2 separate regions of the Homo sapiens genome follow, and region 2 is linked to region 1. The links are chromatin contacts, found by Hi-C or POLR2A ChIA-PET in ENCODE. All regions are on one chromosome and are shown on one strand. Each heading gives the region's core, a stretch centred on a gene start or an enhancer-like site at or near the end of the contact. The rest is flanking DNA. Distances are from core to core; before and after follow the strand shown.

Region 1 (3,148 bases), core at 64-2,563:
GAGGTGGGAGCGGGGGCACGAAGGCAGATGAGAGGAGCAGGCAGGGGCGAGCCCGCCTGGGAACTCTGATCTCCTGCTGCACCGCAGGGACGTGGCCTGGCTGGGTGAATGCGACCAGGGCTGCCTGGCCCTTGCTGAGCTCCTTGGATGGAAGGTGAGGAGCTGAGCAACCCCAGCCTGTCCTGAGCCCCATCCCTGGACCCTCTCCCCACCCCATGGGTCCTCTGACCCCATGATGCACAGTGACCTTTGACTTCTGTGACCTTTGCTCCTGCAGAAGGAGCTGGAGGACCTTGTCCGGAGGGAGCACGCCAGCATAGATGCCCAGTCGGGGGCGGGGGTCCCCAACCCCAGCACTTCAGCTTCCCCCAAGAAGTCCCCGCCACCTGCCAAGGACGAGGCCAGGACAACAGAGAGGGAGAAACCCCAGTGACAGCTGCATCTCCCAGGCGGGATGCCGAGCTCCTCAGGGACAGCTGAGCCCCAACCGGGCCTGGCCCCCTCTTAACCAGCAGTTCTTGTCTGGGGAGCTCAGAACATCCCCCAATCTCTTACAGCTCCCTCCCCAAAACTGGGGTCCCAGCAACCCTGGCCCCCAACCCCAGCAAATCTCTAACACCTCCTAGAGGCCAAGGCTTAAACAGGCATCTCTACCAGCCCCACTGTCTCTAACCACTCCTGGGCTAAGGAGTAACCTCCCTCATCTCTAACTGCCCCCACGGGGCCAGGGCTACCCCAGAACTTTTAACTCTTCCAGGACAGGGAGCTTCGGGCCCCCACTCTGTCTCCTGCCCCCGGGGGCCTGTGGCTAAGTAAACCATACCTAACCTACCCCAGTGTGGGTGTGGGCCTCTGAATATAACCCACACCCAGCGTAGGGGGAGTCTGAGCCGGGAGGGCTCCCGAGTCTCTGCCTTCAGCTCCCAAAGTGGGTGGTGGGCCCCCTTCACGTGGGACCCACTTCCCATGCTGGATGGGCAGAAGACATTGCTTATTGGAGACAAATTAAAAACAAAAACAACTAACAATCCGGTCTGGCCTCCTGTTTCTTTCTGTGGGCACCCAGGGAAATCTCTGAAGGGAGGGGGTTAGATCTTGGGCCACTAAGGAACCAGAAAGTCTCCGGGATCCAGAGTGAGGGGTAACAAGAGGGTCCTCACGGGGGCCCTCGTGGCTCTGACCCCTGGACTCCCAGCCTGCCAGTGTCCCTTCCTCTAAGCCCCGTCACTAAAGGCCTGAGGCCCCAGAAAGAGGGAGGAAAGTTGACTTCAGATACCCCAGCCCCGCCTCTTCCCCCTGCCTGCTCAGCTTCCTCTCTCCACTTCCTGCTACTGCAGGCCTCTCCTCCGAGAACAGGTAGGGCCCCCAGGAACCGAGCATCTGGCATCTTCAGCCCCTGCTGCCTCCCTTTGGTATGAGGCAGCTGCCCTGACCCACCCCTGCCACGCACTGCCCACAGCCTCCTCTCCTGCCACGGTACACAAGCAGGCATCTGCTTCCCTCTCCCCTCCCCTCCCCTCCCTTCCTTCCTGCTCTTGCCTGGGCAGGGCACCTGCGCCTCCCTGCCCACCTCCCTCCTTCCTAATAACACCCTGGCCTTCTGGTCAATGGCCTAATGTATTTGTTTAGCTGCCTATTATCCATATGCTACACCTGCCCCAAACAAGAATGGAAGGCCCTGAGGGGAGGAGCCTGTCCTGTTCATCACCCTCTCTCCAGGGCAGAGGCACCTAATTCCAGCCTGTATTCAGTAAATACTGGATGGATGGAAGGAAGGAAGGAAGGGAGGGAGGGAGGGAGGGAGGATGGATCCTCCCCCGATCCAGGTCTCCTGCTCCTGGGACTGCTGCTGGGATAAGTGCCACCCTAAGTGATAACCTACGTAGGACTCTGTACCTGGTTAGGAGCTGGGGCCTGATGGGTGGATGAAGAGAGAGAGGAACAGATGTGTGATAAAGCAAGATGAGTAAAATGTTCATGGTAGAATCTTGGTAGTGGGCATAGGGATGTTTCCTGTACAATTCTTTCAGCTTTTCTCTATGTCTGAAATTTTTCATAATAAAATGCTGGGGGAAGAGATTCAGTGGCCCCTCCATGGTGTGGGAAGGGAGGAAGAGGGGATGTTATTACCTTTCCAGATATAGGGACTGCCTACTCTGGGCCAAGAACTTTTCCAGGCGCTGACTGGGTTTTGCCAAGGGCTGGCCCACATTTACACAGCCCCCATGGCTGTTAAAAATCTTAACATATTTCCTACCACTTCAGTAAAGAGCTATTGTTTTGAGTCCTCTCCCCACACCGCAAGACACACTGGCCTCTCTCCTGGGATCCCCAGATTCCCCACCATCCGGTACTAAAGATTTAACCCCTGCCGGCCGGGTGTGGTGGCTCATGCCTGTAATCTCAGCACTTTGGGAGGCCGAGGCGGGGGGATCACTTGAGGTCAGGAGTTTGAGACCAGCCTGGGTAACACGTCAAAACCTTGTCTCTACTAAAAAATACAAAAATTACCCAGGCGTGGTGGTGCACGCCTGTAATCCCAACTACTCGGGAGACTGAGGCACAAGAATCGCTTGAACCTACGAGGCGGAGGTTGCAGTGAGCTGAGATCGTGCCACTGCACTGCAGTCTGGGCAATACAGTGAGACTCCGTCTCAAAAATAAAATAAAGAATTAACCCCTGCCACGGCAAGCGGCCTCTGGGGTCCATTCTGATTGGTCAGGGTCTCTGCCATATTGATTGTAAATATCTTGAACATGACCCGAGGGCTAGAGCAGCTTTGAGTCTTACCTTTCTCCCTGCCAGAGGCCAGGTCATGACTCACTGGCTTCCTGCAACCTGACGATGGCCCAGCCAGAAGACAAGGCACCTGAAGTCCCCACAGAGGGGGTGAGGTGAGGCTACTAGGGCTGAGGCTATGCCCTCCTTCCCCTGCATCCAGAAACCCTTTCCATCCAATACCTCCCTCACTACAGAATCCTGAATCACATCTCTGAGCCTCTGCCCTGGGCCTGCCCCTTCCTGTACCTTTGACCTCACCTCATTGTCCCACTGCCCACCTCTGACCCCTGACTCCCTGGACACTGTCCATCCCAGGCTGGTCCCACCACAGGTGAACAAAGCAGACAGGACCCCTCTAGGGGTCCT
Region 2 (3,172 bases), core at 668-3,167, 52 kb before region 1:
ACAGTCGTACTTGCCACGCACAACGGTGAGCTTGACGCCTGGCAGGTCCTGGGTGCGGCCGCCCTCCACAAGGACAATCTGGTGCTCCTGCAGGGTGTGGCCCTCCCCAGGGATGAAGCAGACGGCCTCGCGGCCAGTGCTGAGCCGCACTCGACAGCACTTGCGATTGGCTGAGTTGGGCTTCTTCGGCTTGCGGGTAAACGTGCACAGGACCACACCCTTCAGCTGCGGCCGGCCTTCCGTGGGGCCCAGCTTCCGAGGCGGCCGCTTGGGGGGCCCCAGGCGGTGCATCTGGTTCAGGGTAGCCATGGAGCAGGTAGCCCAGAGCCGGGGAACCAGAGCTGGGCCTGGAGAGGGCCGAAAGGGGTTATTATCCCAGAGAACAGATCTTAGAGTAGTAGCAACTCAATTTTGGTGTTTTAGGCATTGTTTAAAGCACTTTACAAAGATGCATTTGTTCACATCTAATGTTATCTACAGACAAAAGTAACTCTTTATTCTTCAAGGAAGCATTACCTTTTTTTTTTTTTTCTTTTTTTTTTTTGAGACAAAGTCTCACTCTGTCGCCCAGGCTGGAGTGCAGTACCTCAATCTTGGCCCACTGCAACCTCTGCCTCCTGGGTTCAAGCAATTCTCCTGTCTCAGCCTCCTGAGCAGCTGGGACTACAGGCACCCACCACCACGCTCGGCTAATCTTCGTATTTTTAAGTAGAGACGGGGTTTCACCATGTTGGTCAGGCTGGTCTCGAACTCCTGACCTCGGCCTCTCAAAGTGCTGGGATTACAGGCGTGAGCCACCACGGCTGGCCAGGAAGCATTATTTTTAATGCTGTTTAAAATAATAGTAGGCTCAGTGGCTCATGCATGTAATCCTAGCACTTTTGGAGGCTGTGGAGGGTCACTTGAGCTCAGGAGTTAAGGCCAGACTGGGCGACACAGGGAGACCTCCCTCTCTACAAAGAATCAAAAAGTTAGCTGGTTGTGGTTCTGCAGGCCTGTGGTCCCAGCTACTTGGGAGGCTGAGGCGGGAGGATCACTTGAGCCCAGGAGGTCGAGACTGCAGTGAGCTGTGATCACACCGCTGCACTTCAGCCTGGGCGACAGAGGGAGATCTTAAATAAATAAATAATAAAACTGACCCAAACGCCGCTTGACACGCAGTAGCCCTCCATGCAGCTGCTTCCCACCTCTTGCTCTAGCAGCCCTAGCTCTGCCAAAACCCCACCGTGTTTTTCCACCCCCGTTTCCCTCGGGGCTCCGACGGAGGCACACAAGTCCAAGAGCGAATAACCCTCCCCCTCTAGCCTCGTCCCTGAAGCCCAAGTCCCCCACTTACCACAAGTTAGGGACGTGTTGAGGCCATGGAGAAGGCCAGACCAGGACATCCTGCCACCTGGGCCGTCCCTGTGGTAGGGGATAAGAGACTCAGAAAGGAGGAAAAAGTGACCGATCCGCAAATGCTCCCCGATCCGCTCTCAGGACTTTCTGGCTTAAATCAAAGGAAATACCTCTATAGGTCTAACCACAGGCCCTCATGCTGCTAACAGAAAGTCCCTCCGTAAATTTAGCCTCGCTCTGAGTGGGTTCCCGAGGGCCCAACCACTCTCGCCCGCACGCAGGAAGAACTGGGAAACTGGGGAGATGGCCTGGTAGATTTGGAGGACCCCAGGATTCCACCGACCTCACAGGACCTAAAGGTGAGGTCGCGGACACGCTGAATCCAGCTTCTAGCCTCTTCCGGGCGCTATCCGTGCAGGGATTGGCTGGTTCTGCCTCGCGTCACTGAAGAGGCGGGACACAGACGACGATTGGGCGACGAAGGACTCTATCGCGGTCAACTTTCCTCAGGATCTGATTGGCTCGTCACGGTCAGGTTCGCTGCCTTGCAATTGGTCTAAACGCGGAGTGGGCGGGACGAAGTGCCGCCTTGTTCCCGGTCCAAGATGGCTGCGTCCATGGCGCGGCGCTTGTGGCCTTTGCTGACTCGTCGGGGGTTCCGGCCCCGGGGAGGCTGCATCTCCAACGATAGTCCAAGGAGAAGTTTCACTACAGAGAAACGAAACCGGAACCTCCTGTACGAGTATGCGCGCGAGGGCTACAGCGCACTCCCTCAGCTGGACATAGAGCGGTTCTGCGCATGCCCAGAAGAGGCCGCACACGCCCTGGAGCTCCGCAAGGGGGAGCTGCGCTCGGCGGACCTGCCCGCGATCGTGAGTGCGCCTGCGCCGGCCGGGGGGCGCAGACGTTTGCTTTACGGAAGAATTGGGTTTGCAAGATGCCCTCCGGCAGGGGGCGAACCTGTAGTAGGAATTTTAGTTATTTCCCAAGTTAGCCAACGTCTTGTGCATGGCACCCACTTATGTGCCAGTTGTCCAGTGAGTGCTGAGGCCCTACTATGTGCCAAGAATGCCTACTGTGTCCTGGACACCCATTATGCGCTTGTTTCATACTGCTCGCTGGGTACCTCCTGTCCTTTAGGAACTTGCTATGTGACATTGCCCTCCGTGCTGCAACCTCATGCCAGCCTTTCCCTAAGACCACAAAGGAAAATGGGGAGCCAAGTGTGAATCGGACGGGGTCAGGGCTGGGGTGTGGTGGAGCTCTTGCGTTTAGAGAGAGAGGTAGGGAGAGTTGTGCACCTCCGCCACACATAGCAGGCAGTTAAATAGAGTTAATGAATGAATGAATGAATCCATTAATGAATGGTTCTATTAAACTGATACTTAAGGTGCAACTGCTATATTCCGGTGTTCTAGATGTTGCAAATATGCGGTGAATAATAATAAAATTGCTAGCACTTATAAAAGGGAATTAGGACCGGGTTCACAATATCTCTGTGTTGAGGTGCTAACGATAGTGGGGTCCCCACGTCTTCCCATTCCTCTCTTGGACTCCCCTCCCAGCCTGTTTGAAGTGCTTTATTCACTTTAACCTCGTTTAATTTTCACAGCAACTCTATGAAGTAGGTGCCATTATTTCTCCCATTTTATCAGAGGGGAAACTAAGGCTTCGAGAAGCTAATTCACTTGCGCTAGGTCATGCAACTGGGAAGTGGCAGAGTGGGAATTTTAACCTGTGCTTTCTGGCCTAGAATCCACTTTTTTTTTTTTTTTTTTTGAGATAGGGTGTTGTTCTGTCGCCCAGGATGGCAGGATGGAGTACAGTGGTACAA

The links. Hi-C counts contacts between places; a loop is a spot of excess contacts on that map. ChIA-PET counts read pairs that join two places held with the same protein, here RNA polymerase II (POLR2A). Pooled maps may share reads with other maps.
Region 2: a map of CD8-positive, alpha-beta T cell shows a loop between it and region 1 (7-fold over the local background). The contact joins the promoter of SARS2 here to the promoter of RINL in region 1. A Hi-C loop is called at or near these places in 5 of 168 maps with a recorded cell type or tissue (B cell, CD8-positive, alpha-beta T cell, GM12878 and 2 more), 2 of 37 single-sample maps with no recorded cell type and 14 of 50 pooled maps. POLR2A ChIA-PET finds 5 or more read pairs at or near these places in 28 of 52 experiments (A549, CD4-positive, alpha-beta T cell, CD4-positive, alpha-beta memory T cell and 23 more).

Annotation. Positions count from the first base shown.
Region 1 is chr19:38,876,440-38,879,587 of GRCh38, reverse strand. RINL (Ras and Rab interactor like) reads left to right here and starts at 1,313. Exons shown (of 12, transcript NM_001195833.2): 1 at 1,313-1,356; 2 at 2,807-2,895; 3 at 3,098-3,148. The coding sequence starts at 2,846. It overlaps SIRT2 (sirtuin 2), which reads left to right. Exons shown (of 16, transcript NM_012237.4): 15 at 88-154; 16 at 278-1,028. The coding sequence ends at 433. RefSeq lists enhancers at 677-776, 817-936 and a silencer at 1,477-1,526.
Region 2 is chr19:38,929,508-38,932,679 of GRCh38, reverse strand. SARS2 (seryl-tRNA synthetase 2, mitochondrial) reads left to right here and starts at 1,917. Exons shown (of 16, transcript NM_017827.4): 1 at 1,917-2,210. The coding sequence starts at 1,944. MRPS12 (mitochondrial ribosomal protein S12) reads right to left here and starts at 1,736. Exons shown (of 3, transcript NM_033362.4): 1 at 1,682-1,736; 2 at 1,337-1,404; 3 at 1-347. The coding sequence starts at 1,385. RefSeq lists an enhancer at 1,833-2,292.